Regions from separate parts of the Mus musculus genome. Here region 2 is linked to region 1. A link is a loop called in an ENCODE intact Hi-C map of the cell type or tissue named here. Cell type or tissue: heart. All regions are shown on one strand. Links, peaks and the distances in the headings refer to the core of each region. The heading gives the core; the rest is flanking DNA. Region 1 overlaps Mapkap1 (mitogen-activated protein kinase associated protein 1). Region 2 overlaps Mapkap1 (mitogen-activated protein kinase associated protein 1).

Region 1 (7,804 bases), core at 898-5,897:
GGCTTGGGAGCCAAATGCTGTAGTAAAGACTGGCAGCTGACAGAGCCTGATTTATGTCAGTCCCTGTCACTGTAGGCAGAGACTACTGTCACAATAAGCTCCTCAGTGCCCAGAGAAAGAAAAAAGGCTCTTTTAACCGTCTAGTACAACACTGGTCTGCCCATTTATCTTTTGTTGTTATTTTGGTTTGTTTGGAGACAGGGTCTCAGTATATACACCAGGTTGGCCTCAAACTCAGAGAGCTCCACCTGCCTCTGCCTCCCTCCGGGTATTAAAGGTGTGCCCCACCATGCCCATTCCACCCCACTTTTAATATACAATCTGTGTATACTCCACTATAAGTGATTTTTTTACCTAGTCCTACAAAAATCAAACAAAATATTAGTTTAAGCAAAAGAAACGAAAGACAAAACACTAACACTGCTTGCAAGCTTGTAATCAAATTAGGTTGGAGAAGAATTGAGATTGAAAAAGAAAAAGAAAAGAAAAACAACAAAGACACAAACAACAAAAAAAACCAAACAGATGCTAAACCCAAAACAAAAAAACAAAAAACAAATGACAAAAACAACAACAAAAACTCATCCAAAACCAAAACAAACAAAAAACCCACCCAGTAGCTCATCATCTGGGTGAGCTGTCATTTCACAGAGACTGTTATTGTAGTGACAAGTGTCACAAAAATATACCCATTCCCCCCCTTTGGGCACTGGAATAAAACACACTAATTCCGAGTTGCTCATGTAAAAAATGGGACCCAAGTTTCCAACTATGGAACATGAAAATTGCTCCAAGGAGTTTGGTCACATTCCCATTTCCCCATAAGAATCTCAAGGGAAACATGGCCAAAACCCATGGCAAGGCTTAATCCTGACAAGAAATCTGAAGGAAAGCCAATCTCTGGGAAAGCTTTCCAATGGTAGATGAGGCTGGGATGGGGCTTGGAGCCCAGGCTAGACCCATCCAGGTAGCTGGTTCCCCACAGGGGCTATGGGCTAATCTAAAAACCAAGGATCTAATTTGTTTCCCTAACACAGAGACATGTCCACAGCACTCCTCTCCATGCAGCTTGCTGTTTACTCCTTGACGTCCCATTTGTTACAAAGCACAAAGCTGATGCTGCCCTGGCCAGCACAGCCATCCATTTTCACTTGGTGAAGGTTCTTTGCTATCGAGCAGCAGGCCTGAGAGCTGTCAAGCTAATTTTACTCAACACTCTGTTACTGAATCATGCCTGAGCTCCAACCATTCTTTACCTCAGAAGCTGGACCCCATCCCAGAACAATCTTTAAAAGTTTATTTTACTGATCAAAGCAAAATAAGAAATAGCTCTTTTTAAAAAAACTCTATTTTGGGAGAGCTGCTGTAAGTGAAACTTTGGCAAGGGTACTGATATGTAAAGAGCCTTGTGCATTAAAAACTTGCGGGTGTTTGCCTTGGCACTAGGCCAGTGAGTATTGGAACAAATGCCAATCAACCACACTCAGATCTGCCTGCCCCAGCTTTCTCCTCAGAAGTCAGTATGTCCTCCATCTGTGACAATATGTTGGGTGACAGATGAGTAGGGCCAAAAGGAAACACAAGTTCTCGGAGATTTGCAAACTAGTACTGGCCCAGGCCTCACGAACCCTCATCCACCCGGCAGCTACCTAACCGATGGTAGAGTTTGTCTGTTTATAAACTGCTGCATTGGCTCCCGTTCTTTGGCCGGCTGATAAAATCACTGCAAGCCAGTATGCTCAACTCTTTCAGCAAAGAGCAGAGTAAAAGCTTAACAGGCAGTTTCATATCTGGACTAACTTTCATAAATTCAAAGTGTCCTTTTAAGAGGTTTGAAGCAAAGGAAAATCCCCAGTCTGTATTTTTCTGTCATTTTACCAAAACATACCTGGGTGACAAGGTTAAAGCAAGCAGAGGAAATCCCTGGCCCTTCCCTCCACAGGCCTTACTGATAAATTGTGTAGTGGAGGAATAAAGAATCACCTTCTGTATTTTTTCATTACACTTTTCTTTTGTTACAGAATACATAAATCCATTGTGGCACAATGTAATATGTATCACCATGCTACACCTGCGGACGCTTCCGCGTGGCTGCCATGTCTGTGCAGTCAGGAATGATAAGTGAACCACCCGTGAATGTTAACGATAGTGATCATTCTGAGGTAACTCGGCTCTCCATCTTCCTTTACAGCCTCCAAGCTGAAGCCAGGGTAGCAGGGTTCATGAGAGGAAAATGAAAACAACAGTGAAGGAAGGAAGGGAGGGAGGAAGGAAGGGAAGAAGGAAGGAAGGAAGGAAGGAAGGAAGGAAGGAAGGAAGGAAGGAAGGAAAAAAGGAAGGGCAAGGGAGCATCGGATGCGGATGCATGTCCAGGATGTGTGCTGTCTGTCTTATTCTGGGCTCAGGACAGGGCATGCTGGGGATGCAAGCACAGACGACTGAGCACCTCTGCATCTCTGGTGGGATCCTTATTCAGGTCTATCATGAAACTCCATGTCAGAGAGCTGACTTACTGCTGCTGCCAGTAAACTCGGAGCTGGGTCCTCTCAAGTCTGCTAAGACAGTGAAGATCGCACAGGCATTTAAAACGAGCTCAGGGAGCTTAGTTTTGCGCCTCTGAAAGCCATGCAGTCACCAAAGAGGCTTCTGGGGCAGGGAGGGAGCCTGAGACATAGTCTGGCAATGAACTTGAGACCTTCCTATCTCAGCCTCCAAAGCACTGGGATTTTAAAAGTTATGTGACAGTGTCAGACTTACCACAGAATTTTGACACTAGCATTAGTCCTGGACAGTGAGTATTTTTCTAAGCAGTAAACCAAAGGTGACAGGAGACACAGGAAATAAGGACATAGGTCTTCATACTAAAGCATAACTCTCTGGACAGGAAAAGGGCAAGAGATGGACACCAAGGGAGAGGGCAGTTTATTGGGGAGGAAAGCATACAGACTGCAAGTGCTGTGCCCTGTGAGTGTAATGCTGTAACACACAAGTATGTGTGTGTAGTGCTGCAGTGAGGCCCCTTCCCTGCAGAACTGTCACACAATGGATGCTAGGCACCTGGCACTGGAGGGCGCCAAACAGTGGGAGTTGTTTCCTAATGCGGGCTTTCTGTTTGCCTTGGCCCAAGTCATACCCCAAAAGAAGAGGCCTCACACAGCCCTCTCTGCTCTGGCTCCTGTGGGAAGAATGGATCTCAGCACTCAAGCAGCTTACGGGCATGAAACTGTGTGATGAGCTGCTTGGTGGCATCATTTAAGGGCACTGTCAGCAAGTAGCCTTTGATCCAAGCATCAAAAGCTCCCTGAAGGTCAGCATTCTGGGCTCAATGTTCAAAGCTTTCCAATTGACAGGAAAACTCAGAAGCAGTGTAACTTAATGGCTTTGAGGGACAGCAGGCAATAGAAACTCAGTCACAATGTGGGGGAAATTCAGTGAGAATTAAAGAGTTTTTAAATCTGTATAATATGCATTCACCATTTAACAATCACAGAAGTAACAGCAGCAACTACTGCTTATTGAAAATTTACTATGTGACCAGCACTATTTTAATCTGTTAAGAAGCCTGCATTTAATCATTTAATCCTAAAAGAGCACATATAATTTCAGAGAAACAAGGCTGGAGGCATCAGGAAACTATCCTGAGGCAAAACTCACACTCATCCTATTTTGGAACTATTGAGAACTTAACAAAATGGTCCCTAACACATGTACAGTCTGTGGTAGAGAAGGTCAGAGAAGCTCACAGATGGCTGCTTTCTTTATAGGCATAGGGAAACAGCATACTTTGAAATAGAAACTGTACTCTTAGAGTTTTACTTAACCCTACTTTTAATAATGGTTCTTAAATGTTTAACCTCCCTTCTAGCCCCTCACCACCAGAGGTAGTGGAAAAGAAAGGTTATTAGGATATGGAGGAAGTGAACCGGTTTAGAAATGGTTCTTTGGAGCAAATCCCATCTGTGTTGTCAGGAAACCAGAACTTCAGTTTAGACGTCAGCAGCAGCAGTTTGAGCCACTGGCAAACACTTCACCAATTACCATCAGGCTAGTTCAGTAGTGCTGGGATAGCAAACATCAATCAGCAATGGTGGCACAACCTAGCAGAGATAGGCAGCCAGGCCTCAGCCGAATCAGCAGGAGGTACAAGGACCTCTGGGGATGGCAGAAGTTCTTTGCCATGCCCCTCTCAATGAAGCAAAGATCAGCAAAGATGCGAGACCAAGAAGCGTTGCAAGGAAGCCTCTCTCAGGCCATTGAGTCCTATTTATATGTCCTCCAAACATCTTGAGTCCTCCACAGGTCTTGCCTCATCACGTATCTTGCCTTGGCACATAAGTCTGAATCAGCTGACATCACTCTGCCAATCAGCACAAGTAGCAAGAAACCACCAGCATACCACCAGAAGTTTTTTGGTGTGTTTCTCTCTGTGAAGTCCCAACAAATTGTGACTAATAAACAATGGCAAGGCATACTAATACCATCCAGCATCATCCACCATCTGTTGGGTCCTTCTTAATATCATGCATCCTTTCATCTGTGTCTGCACAAACATCCTTTCACCTGTGTCTGCTTCAGCAACATTACAAACTTTCCAAAGAAAACATTTAGTTTCCTGTGTCTGCTGTGTGGACTGGACTACAGCTGCTGGTTTGTGTATGGTGTTTGCTAGTGGACTGGAATGCAGCTAGCTGACTCATGTTTGGTGTTTGTTGGCTGACTGGACTGAGAACAATGAAGACTGAAGTCTCACCAAAGAACCATTTCTAAACACATCCACTTCCCCATATCCTAATAACCTTTCTTTTCTGTTATCTTTGGTAGGTGGTGGACTAGAGGGGAGGTTGAACCCTTATTAAGTATATTGAGAAACATACATGCCTATAATACCTAACTAGCCACACCCAGGAGAAGAGTCAGAGGAGCTCCCTCAGGAGAGATGTCTCAGCTCTGTATCACAGCAGTGGAAAGGGAGCAGTAATACCAAAAGGCAGCAGAGCACACTGAGCTGTAGAATATAATAATGGCTAGTTTGAAGTGAAGTTTTCCCTTTGTTGGGTAAACCATATAGTTACTCTGACTCCATTTCCTCACAGGCAAAACAATTCTTGGACATGAAAGTATTTATAGTAACATCTGTCAAATAATAATTAAGTAATTACTAACATACTAGCCATTGACTAGTCTTTATTAAAAGTGATATATAATGTTCAGGTACAGTAGCAAACATCTATCACTCAACACTCGAGGGGCTAAGGATCTTCAAGCTTCAAGCCAGCTTGGGCTACCTAGTGAGATCTGGTCTCAAAAAAATAGGCAAACAAAGGAGTTACATATACTGAGAATAACAGTTCCCAGCTCTTAATTGTTCCTATAACCCCTTCCCCAAAGAAAGGCAGGTGCTATTATTGAACCTACTTTATAACAAGAAAGTGACAGGTTAAGACACGTACCTGGAAATACACATTAAGTTAATAAGTTCTATAGCCAGCAACAAATCCTGCAGGAGCCACAATTTAACCCTAGATGGACCTTATATCTCCTAGATTCCAAAGTGTTTTTAACTCTTTTGTTGCTTAGATTGGAGGCTGGGGTACTCAGGGCAAGAAGAAACTTCCGGAGAGCAGTTCATCTCCCAGACGGGAGTCAATGACCAACCTGTGGAAGAGTTTTACAAATACCCTGGCTCACAGGTCCTTTCTAAAGATATCCTGAAAATGCCGTGGTTTCAGTTTCCAGAGGTGGGATAAAGCTGCCAGGAACAGTGCTCTGTTCTCTGGTCCTGACCAGTTCACAACAGCATGGAGATGCACTGCTCTGGTTGCCACCTGCTCTAGCCCCCTTCCATGTGATCATTCCCCAGTACTTCAAAGTAGAAAATGAAAATAGATGAGCAAGAAAAAGCGTTGCAATAATTGCAGAGGCTCTGGGTATCATTTTATCCACAAAGGGAGCTGACACTAGTGTGAATGCCAGTTTGTTTCCCCTTGCACTGATAGAATTTTTTGAAAGATCAAAGCACATTGTGCAAGCATGCAATGTTTGACATTGGACAAAGTACTTTTTTTTCAAAACAGACATTTTCCAAAAACATAACTCGCTAGACTAATGGGCAGTGAGAAGCCAAAATGACTGCCCTCCGCCTTCTCCTTGTGTATCTTTGCCAGAGTCCTTGGGACTTGCCAAATCTGGTCATGCCTGCTTAGCTTGCTCGACTGATTGTGCCAGAAAAGAAAATAAGACACAGATGTATTTGAGCTCTTTGAGATGCCAGTAAGAGAGACAGCTAATGGCTTCATTTCGACCCTCCCCTTCCAGCTGGGCACAGGTGGGGATAATGAGGTCCCTCTCCCTAATCAAACTCAATTATTTACTACTCTATATAACCGCAAAGACATTCACATTCCGTTCAGAATATAAAACACACTGTGGGCTACTTCCAACCACTGCCACTGAGTATTTATAACAAACTCAAGTGCCTAACAGTTTGCCTTGGCAGGAGTTTAAGTGTGTAAAGTTTTGCAAACTGTTTCTGTTCAAATATGTCCTGCTGAAATGGGGTCCCAGGCGGGGTTCCATAACTGTCAGGTCAGTGAACTGTGTAACATGTGAGAACGTATTCACCATGCAGTGCAGACAGGATCTGGAAATCAAATGCTCCGTTCCACTGCAACCTTCTGAAGCATCACGGTTGTTTCAGCAGCAAGACTGACACTGTATTAATAAACATTACGAGTCACTAGCCTGACATGTACACAGCAGCAGCTGACAGACTCCACCGTAAGCCAAGGGAGAGTAGAGGAAATCAAAACGAGACCCAGGAGCCGAACACAGCCAAGGGGGCTGCAGCATAGAATAAACCGTACTAACTCAGAGTGTGAGAGGCCCAAACTTTTAGGAGGCACAGTAACTACAGTAACGGCTGGTATGATTTTTGGATACTGAAGTAAATTGATGACTATCTAAAATATGTGTTTCGGTTGTATGAATAAAGCATACCCTGGCACACTTTCTATAGACGGGACATCCCAGTGAACAAAGCATACATACTTGGTTTGTCTGACCTTTAAATTCTTAGAACTATGTAATTCTTTCCATCTTTATTAATTGTTCCAGTATTTCTGTCACTATAAACAGACACAAAGAAAAATCTTTTCTTTCCTCCAGACAATAGCCTTTGCCAAAAAGGAAATCAAGTCAGATTTACAAATACAAAATTAAACAAGCTGCATATGTTCCATTTCCATATATGAGGACAATCTGGACAATGAGGATGTTTGCTAACACAACAGAATGGAAAGAAACACCACGCAGTTGGTCAGGGTAATTCATCCCCAGATTGCCAGGCTTGAAACACACATCTTGTTTTTTTATTTGCTCTACCCTTTCCAAACTCTTTGCTCTTGCTCTGACCCCCAGCTTAAGGTTTTAAAAATGAGCTGCTTGTAAGGAATAAAGGCAGAAAGTAAATAAATGAAAAGTGTTTGCCTTTTCTCCTCCTCCGATTTCTATTTTATAGACCACAAGGCAACACCACTTAAAAGCAGAAGCGGCTTCTAGTCAATGATGCCCTTTTTGATAAAGGATTGGTCATTTGGGGTATATTTTAGAGATAGCATCAGAGAGGTAAGTTAAAAATTACAGGCTTTTAAAAGTTCTCACATAAAAAAGATGAGGGAACCCTGGGCATGCCTCTTTAAAAAGTTGCTCACCATTCCCTTTGTGCAGAGTCTAGGCAGCCTTAGGGTACCCTGTGGGCCATGTTCTCTGTCCAAGGCAGTACAGTTTCCTACCTTCTACTTGATGG
Region 2 (7,804 bases), core at 1,649-6,648, 64 kb before region 1:
TCAGTTATAAGCTGGAGGTCACGGGCTGCCAATAATCTGGGTGTGCTGACACTTCCATCATGATGGATGCCTAAGTCTAGTCTCTGGCTACTGCAGGAAATCCTCTACTTTCCAAGAGTGGCACAAGGAAAGCAGGTCCAGGCTGACTGGTCAAGTTCCCGGAGTGGGAAGGGACAGGAGCACAAATTAAATCAAACTGTACTCCCTTGGTGCAAATTCCCAGCAGGAACCTGCCTGGTACTCCCCCACCCCTACCCCCCAGCACGGGCTTCAAGGGTCTCTGTTGACAGCAAGATGGAACAAGATGGGGGCTCCCATCAAGCTCTGGGTATCAGAACACAATCCTGTTTGATTAAAAGAAATTTCTGGTAATGAATTAAACAGGCCCAAGGAAAAAAGGACATGATGGTCATATATTCTGCCAGCGCCAGGCACCCAGGGAAGAGGGGTGAGAAACGGAGACATAAATAAAAGACTACTCACTGGGGCTCTTCTCCTCGGCAAGGTCACAGGCACAGAGCAGGTCACAATCGATTGAGATGGGTTTCTGCTTAATCCAAAACTTAGTGCTGGCTTTCTGATTCGTAACAGGGTCTATCTCTACTTTGTCTCCAGAGATACCTGTAAGGCCAAGGGGGGGGGGGTGACAAAAAAGAAGGCATGAGATGCCTGTAACTTCAGTGCAGTGATCTAACTGCTGGATAATCATACAGTGGGTGAACATGAGCTCCGAGGGCTTCAGGGAACATGGGATTCTTCCAACAGGCAGGGCCTCTAAACAGCATCTGAGGTCTAGCTGCCTGAGCAAGCAAGGTGTGTGGTGTGGGGTGACCACCCACAGTTATATGGAAAGCCCACAGGGGATGTACCTTTTCTGACATAACAGAGCACAATACACAATTTTCCCATATACTGCTAACAGCATTATGTCTATATTGTAATGACATAAACTGGAATAGAGGGAAATTTAAATCTAATTTTGATTTTTTATTTTTAAATAAAGACCCTAAGTAACAGATGCTACCAATATAGTTTCTGATCTGGAAATATCTTACATGGAAAATGGAGGGAGGACACAGAACCTCCCTCTGTGACACTATATATAATTTCTCAAGGAACAGTTAAGGGAAGCCATAGGAAGATCAAAGGGTCTTTCCACAAAATAGTTCAAATCTTGCAGCCTGGTTTTCAGGTGGGGGAGGTCCTTGCCTCTCTAACCAAGAGACTCTAGCATTTTTTTGTGCATGCCAGACAATGACCAGGAACAAATGTGGTGCAGGGCATTGGAGGTGTCTGCAGTAAGGACTGACACATGCTGAAGGTGCCTTCTGTGTATTTAGGAGATGACATGCTCAGTCTGACACACCAAATCTAGTCTACAAGTCCTCTTTTGCTCAAAAGAAAAAACTGTTCATAAAGCGAGACATAAACCTTTGTGTTCTGGAGTGAGCCCCATAAGAGCCTTAAAAGTAATTAATTTTTAGGTTAGGGTCTAAGTAGAAAAAAAATAAGTCAAGATTAAAAAACCCCTGAAATAGTCAATTGTATATACTGTGATAGAAGACAAAGACAAGCAGGACTTGTGATAAAAGATTAGTAACTCAAAAGAGAATAAAACCCACCTAAGCCTTGCTCAATTAATACCCCTACCTCAACCAACACACACACACACACACACACACACACACACACACACACACACACACACACACACACACACACATTACAGCCGGATCCTGACAGCAAATTTAAATGTAAAAAAGAATAAAACCAAATATCCTCTCCATGACTGGATTTTGTCCTCCTCCATGCATTGGATTACTTTAAGAGCAGATTCACTCCAAAACCAGTCAGACAAAGGAAGAAGGCTGTGTGGAGAGCCAATTGGCTCATTAATTGTTAAGGATCTGGACATCTCTATTGTTCCATGAAAGGAGATGAGTACTTAAGTCATGGGAGTGGTGATGAGTGTTCATGTATGCTCCTGCTGTAGTGATAGGCTGAGTGTTCATGTATGCTCCTGCTGTGGTGATGGGCTGAGTGTTCATGTGCGTGCACGCTGTGGTGATGGGGAGTACGTTCATGGTGAGCAGGGCTTCCCTCCTTATCTGCTTCTTATTCTGACATTTATAACAGTCAAAACAGACAGAGCAAAATAAATGTGCATATCTCTTATGTGGAAATAAACCCTGCCCCACATTCCTCTTTCAGAAAGGAAGAAAGAAAAAAAAATTGTCACCAGACAGAGATGGTTAAAATTTTGTTCGAAGGCCATGCAACTCCTGAAGCCGCAGCCAGTCAATACTGTTAATGTACCTTGTTAATTTGATAGGATTTGTCAGGTAACTCCACTGGAAAATTATATAAAACTGTTCCAGATGAAAAGATGATAGTGACATGAATTAAAGTGATAGAACAATAGTGGGATATAAACCAGAAACGACACCCAAAGTGGCTGTTGATTTATTGCCACACTGAGTTTGGTTCTGGGCTCCCATGTATATTAGTGCTACAAATCTGGGTCCATTTAGCAGAGGGATGCTCATACATACATCACCAGCTCCTGCTCCAAGCCAAGGTCAGTCCCATTGCATCAATCTTTTCAACAGAGCTTACTTCACAAAGCAGGACTCCTGAAACCATCGCAGATGTAACAGACTGCTCTCCTCTTTCATCTTTCTTTTATCATGTAAAGCACACTTTTAACTTCCATTATTTTTATCTGCAAATTGTTAGCGCATAGTTCATCCATTACCTGCTGTATCTGTGCATCAGTCGCCTATGCTCTGCTTGGCCACAGAACCCTTCCCAATGACACCTTGTCCTGGAGTTGCTGCCACTGATGCTGTTTACAGAAGGGAACCCCAAGACTGAAGTTTGGGGATGGAGATGTGGAGCTGAATGCAAAAGGCTCAAGATGGGCAGACAGGTGGAACATCATTTAAACAACTGGTGTGCTCCACAAAACCAGCATACACATGAGATTTTCTTCCTGAATCAAATCCCATTTTCCCACTGACTCGGTTCCAGTGATACTCTGTCTTCATTTTGGATTGATCTGTAATTGGCAGGAGCTCCCGACACTTCAGACACTTCAGTTTTAAGTTTCCTTGCCCTGCAGGCTTTCAGTCAGGCAGTTAATGATCTGTAAAACTCTTGCCTGCCTCCAGGAGTCACTATTTAAAGGAACCTATAGGGAATCTTTCGAGATGGGAAAAATCCTTTGTGTGTTTAATAATCTCACTACAGACAAGTGTGAGTCTCTGGCTCTTAAAGCTGAGTTAGGCCCCACAGGCCTGGTTGTTCCTACTGGACAAGTGCAAGCAGGCTAGGAGAGCCTGAGGCAGTCTGGTGGGTACCAACCTTGTTGAGCATATTGGACAGAACCTGGAGACCTCTGGGAGCCTAAGCACTTTTTACACATTCATTCACTCATTCATCCATGCATCCATCCATGCATCCATCCATGCATCCATCCATCCATGCATCCATTCATTTCGTTCATTCATTCTAGAATGGTGGATGGATGGTTGCTGGAGGGATGCCAGCTAGCAAATTCATTTCATGTTCTGGCTAAAGACGCTGGAGCTAGGGTGCAGTGTGTGTGCTCAGGAGGTCAGTCAACGCAACTGCACCCATTTTCCACTGCAGCCTTTCAAGTGTACAAAGGAGAAGGTGGGGCCAGAGCAGCAGGGCTTTCCTGTGACTGCAGAGCACAGACACTATAGCTGTCATGTTCCCCATGCTTTGGCAAAGGTGTGGCCCTGGCAGGCGCACTCACTGCCTTCCAGCAGTTCCAGCTCTAGGAATCTCGAGGCACTGTCCTCAGACCCAGCAGGCATGGCTCTGTTACACTCGTCAATTTACTAAGTGTCCACTTAGTGAGCACTGAATGTCTACTAGGTGCCAGAGGTTGGACAGTCTCAGTGTGCTCTAGTAACCTCATGGAACAGAACCATAGGACGGTTATGGAACTTGTCCAAGATCGCACAACTCACAAGTGGCCTGGGACCTGGAACTAGGAGCTCTGGTGCTAGAGTCCACACTCTCAGCACTGTAAGGGTCAGCAGGAGCTGTGCTAGTTTGTTGGATGCATGTCTACTGAGGGGGTGGAGTATTGTGATGCATTTACAGAGCTTAGAAGTAGGAAAGCTATTCTTCCAATCCAGAACTGCCTGGTTCCCAGATAGCCCTCAGGCTGCTCAGACCCAGAGTCAAGAGAACCTTTCCAAATGGTCCTGCAGCACTTCCCTCTTCTCTCCCCAGGGTATAAGACAATGTTTACCGGGCAGTGGTGGTGCATGCCTTTAATCCCAGCACTTGGGAGTCAGAGGCAGGCGGATTTCTGAGTTCGAGGCCAGCCTGGTCTACAGAGTGAGTTCCAGGACAGCCAGGACTACACAGAGAAACCCTGTCTCAAACAAACAAACAAACAAACAAACAAACAAAACAAAACAATGTTCACACGTCAAACATGCCACACCTACATCTGCAAGCCAGCAAACACACAATTGCTGTTCTTCTGACTTCTGTACTTGCTCTTTTTTTTTTTTTTAAAGATTTATTTATTTATTATATGTAAATACACTGTAGCTGTCCTCCAGAAGAGGGCATCAGATTTCGTTACAGGTGGTTGTGAGCCACCATGTGGTTGCTGGGATTTGAACTCTGGCCCTTCAGAAGAGCAGTCGGCGCTCTTAACCACTGAGCCATCTCACCAGCCCCCTGTACTTGTTCTTAATGAGTAAAGTTTTTGTGGACATCCCTGAAAATGCAGAGGGACTCCTTATGGTGTCTTTTTTTTTTTTTTTTTTTTTTTTTTTGGTTTTTCAAGACAAGGTTTCTCTGTGTAGTCCTGGCTGTCCTGGAACTTACTTTGTAGATCAGGCTGGCCTCGAACTCAGAAATCCGCCTGCCTCTGACTCCCAAGTGCTGGGATTAAAGGCGTGCGCCACCACAGCTTATGGTGTCATTTTAAACACAGTATTGCAAGTAAGTCAAAGTATAAACATACAAAGAAAGAAGGGAAGTAGACCTTAATTAAATACGTTTCTTCAAACTAAATGGTTACACTGAGGTGTTAATGTTAACACCCATGATGAAATATAGCATGACCCAAGAAAATCAAGCCAAGAGAAAAGTTTGACTTAAAAAAACATTCTAATGTCATAATACCAAATGAAATAGGAAAGAAAAATATTTACATAGGGGTCAGCAACGGAGCTCAGCAGAGCAGAGCAGGCAAGCGCCTGACATGGACAAGGCCTGGACTCCATCTCCAGGACGGGAGCTGGTGGGGGTGGTCTAGGGAAGCTTCCCAAAGGCCCCACTAAAATGCAGTCGGCTCTGGCTAGCAGGAGCCATGGACCCAACAGTATGTATCGTTTTTCATTTAGAGTTTTATTTTATGTGCTTGGGCATTTTGTCCGCATGCATGTCTGTGTACCTGCAGACATGTTCTGCCTTGTGTCTGCAGAGGCCAGAAGTGGGCCCTGGATCTCCTGGAACTGGAGTTACAGGCACTCGTTAGCAGCAGTGTGGATGCTGGGAGTCAAACGTGTATCCTCTGGAAGAGCAGCAAGTGCTTTTGACTCTGAGCCATTTCTTCAGTTCCCAGTTCCCAACAGTATTTTGATTTACTTAATTACTTATTTTTTTACTTTGTGGTGCTGTGGGCTGAACCTGGGCTTCAGGCACGCCAGCTGGGAAAGCGCTTGTACTGTTTTTAAAGCCATCACTGTTCTAAAAGCTTGGTTAACTTTTCCCACCGTTTTCACGTCAGAGTTTGCTTTCCTTCCCCACCTGTTAGTCAGTGTCGGCAAGGACGAGCTCACGGACCTCTGCAAGGGCGCAGTGATAATGCCGTGGTGGAAAGTGACCATAAATAGAAGCACACTTCCATCTAGAAGCTCACATGCACCCAAGGTGCTGGCAAGGGCTCCTCTGAGAGCCCTTCCACTGTCATAAAGGTGTCCAGAGCTTCCCAGCCTCAGCCCCAGCAGGTAAAGAGGAAGAGCATAGGGCTGGCCTGCAGTGGCTGGGGCCAACCCTTCCCTCAGAAGCATGGGAGGCCATTTGTCTCCTTTACCAACTCTCTTCCCCTGCCCACTTATCCGTCGCCATCCGTCATGACCTTTTCATGCTCGCACACTGACAGCTTCCAGATACAGTGAGTCAAACTTCACTGGAAGCAAACTATCACGCCAACTGTCAAAGGCAGAAAACATTGCCTGATTGCTGTCCTACATCAACGCCAGCATATAAATCCTTCCTTAACAAGACAGCTCAAAATAAACAAAGCGCAACTCTAATGCAGCTACAACTCTCCAGGGAAACAATTTGTCCAAGGTTTAGAGTTATCACTAGGGGACCCTCATCTGTTTTAACTAACCAAAATATTTCCATAAAAGGAAATTAGCACTGTATATCATCATCCACAGTACAGCAGAGGTCCCCCTTTGGGCAGCCCCTGCCCTAGGTCCTTCTGTGACAGTGGCTCACTGAGTACCTAGCTCTCTGAAGGTAGCCTGAGCTGTCTACATTTAAAGGCAGCAGTGCTCAGTGGTTAGGGCCAGGAACTCTGGATTAGGTCAAGCTTCAGCACTACTTCCTCAAGCTTTCACTTTGGGCAACCTGGGAAAGAGGCACAGGACGCTAATTCACAAGTGTGGAGCTTTTGAGGACTAGTTATTTTCTATTGTTGTGACCATGACTAAAAGCGATTTAGGGAGGAAAGGATTTATTTGGCCTTTCAACCACAGTGCATCACTGTAGGAAGCCAAGTCAGGAACTCAAATAGGGGAGGAACCTGCAGGCAGACACAGAAGCAGAGACCACAGAGGAATGCTGCTTACTAACCCTGCTCCTCCTGGCTTACTCAGTTTGCTTTCTTATACAACCCTGGACCACCTGCCTAGGGATAGCATCTCCCATTGGGGGCTGGGCCTTGCCACACCCATTATTAACCAAGAAAATGCGCCCCCTCCCCGACTTACCTACAGACCAATTTGTTAGAGGCATTTTCTCTATTGAGGTTCCTTTTCCCAAATGCCTCTAACTTGTACAAAGTTGAAAAAAGAATGAACCAGTACAAGAACTAAGTAAGGTATAACAGTTACAGACTCCTGTTGTCAAATGGCATAGCAGGGAGCCAAGGGAGGATACGCACAAGTATGTGCCTAGCCTTAGGCCTGGATACCTGGGTCTGCTCTGTGTTAGTCTTGAAAGCACAAAAAACATAGAATGCCTGTTTAGCCAGGCAGTCCAACATGCCTATCACCATGGACTCTTCCAGTAACTGCCATCACCAAGTATCACAGCACAAACCTTTCTGTAAGCACTAGACACTTCTGCTAGGGAAGGTCCACGTGCAAAGTCTCCAGGAGACTTTGGTCTCACTGGAGGCCAGGATCTGGGAGAGCACATTCTCACTGGTGTTATCTTGAGTAAAGAAATTTATTTTTGGAGCTGGTGAGATGGCTCAGCGGTTAAGAGTGCTGACTGCTCTTCCAAAGGTCCTGAGTTCAAATCCCAGCAACCACATGGTGGCTCACAACCATCTGTAATGAAATCTGATGCCCTCTTCTGGAGTGTCTGAAGACAGTTAAAGTATACTTACATATAATAAATAAATTAATTAAAAAAAAAAACAACAATCTTTAAAAAAAAAAAAAAAGAAATTTATTTTTCCAGGAGCCTGAGCCTGTAAAATGGGGCTAACAAAAGTGTTCGTTCCTGGGGTGTCATGGGGATGGGATGGCACAGCACAGCAAATCGTTATCCTGTACTGCAACAAGAAACTCAA

Evidence for each region. A loop is a pair of places that touch in the nucleus more often than their neighbours do. Peaks named below come from ENCODE experiments on the same cell type or tissue, not always from the same donor. Only the 100,000 strongest peaks of a DNase experiment are listed, where the experiment ranks them.
Region 2: it touches region 1 in a loop (2.0-fold over the local background); 1 of 42 quality-filtered maps calls a loop at or near these places.

Annotation. Positions count from the first base shown.
Region 1 is chr2:34,525,604-34,533,407 of GRCm38, reverse strand. All of the region lies in intron 6 of Mapkap1 (mitogen-activated protein kinase associated protein 1), which reads right to left. Among named protein-coding and RNA genes, the nearest start is that of Gm34178, 46 kb to the left of the region's middle. In heart, for the core only: a CTCF peak has its summit at 3,062 (motif pointing right); no DNase peak of the experiment used is centred there.
Region 2 is chr2:34,590,240-34,598,043 of GRCm38, reverse strand. Mapkap1 (mitogen-activated protein kinase associated protein 1) reads right to left here. Exons shown (of 12, transcript NM_177345.4): 10 at 484-621. Among named protein-coding and RNA genes, the nearest start is that of Gm34178, 19 kb to the right of the region's middle. In heart, for the core only: no CTCF peak of the experiment used is centred there; DNase peaks (open chromatin) are centred at 3,913 and 5,953; H3K4me3 peaks cover 508 bases; H3K27ac peaks cover 2,303 bases.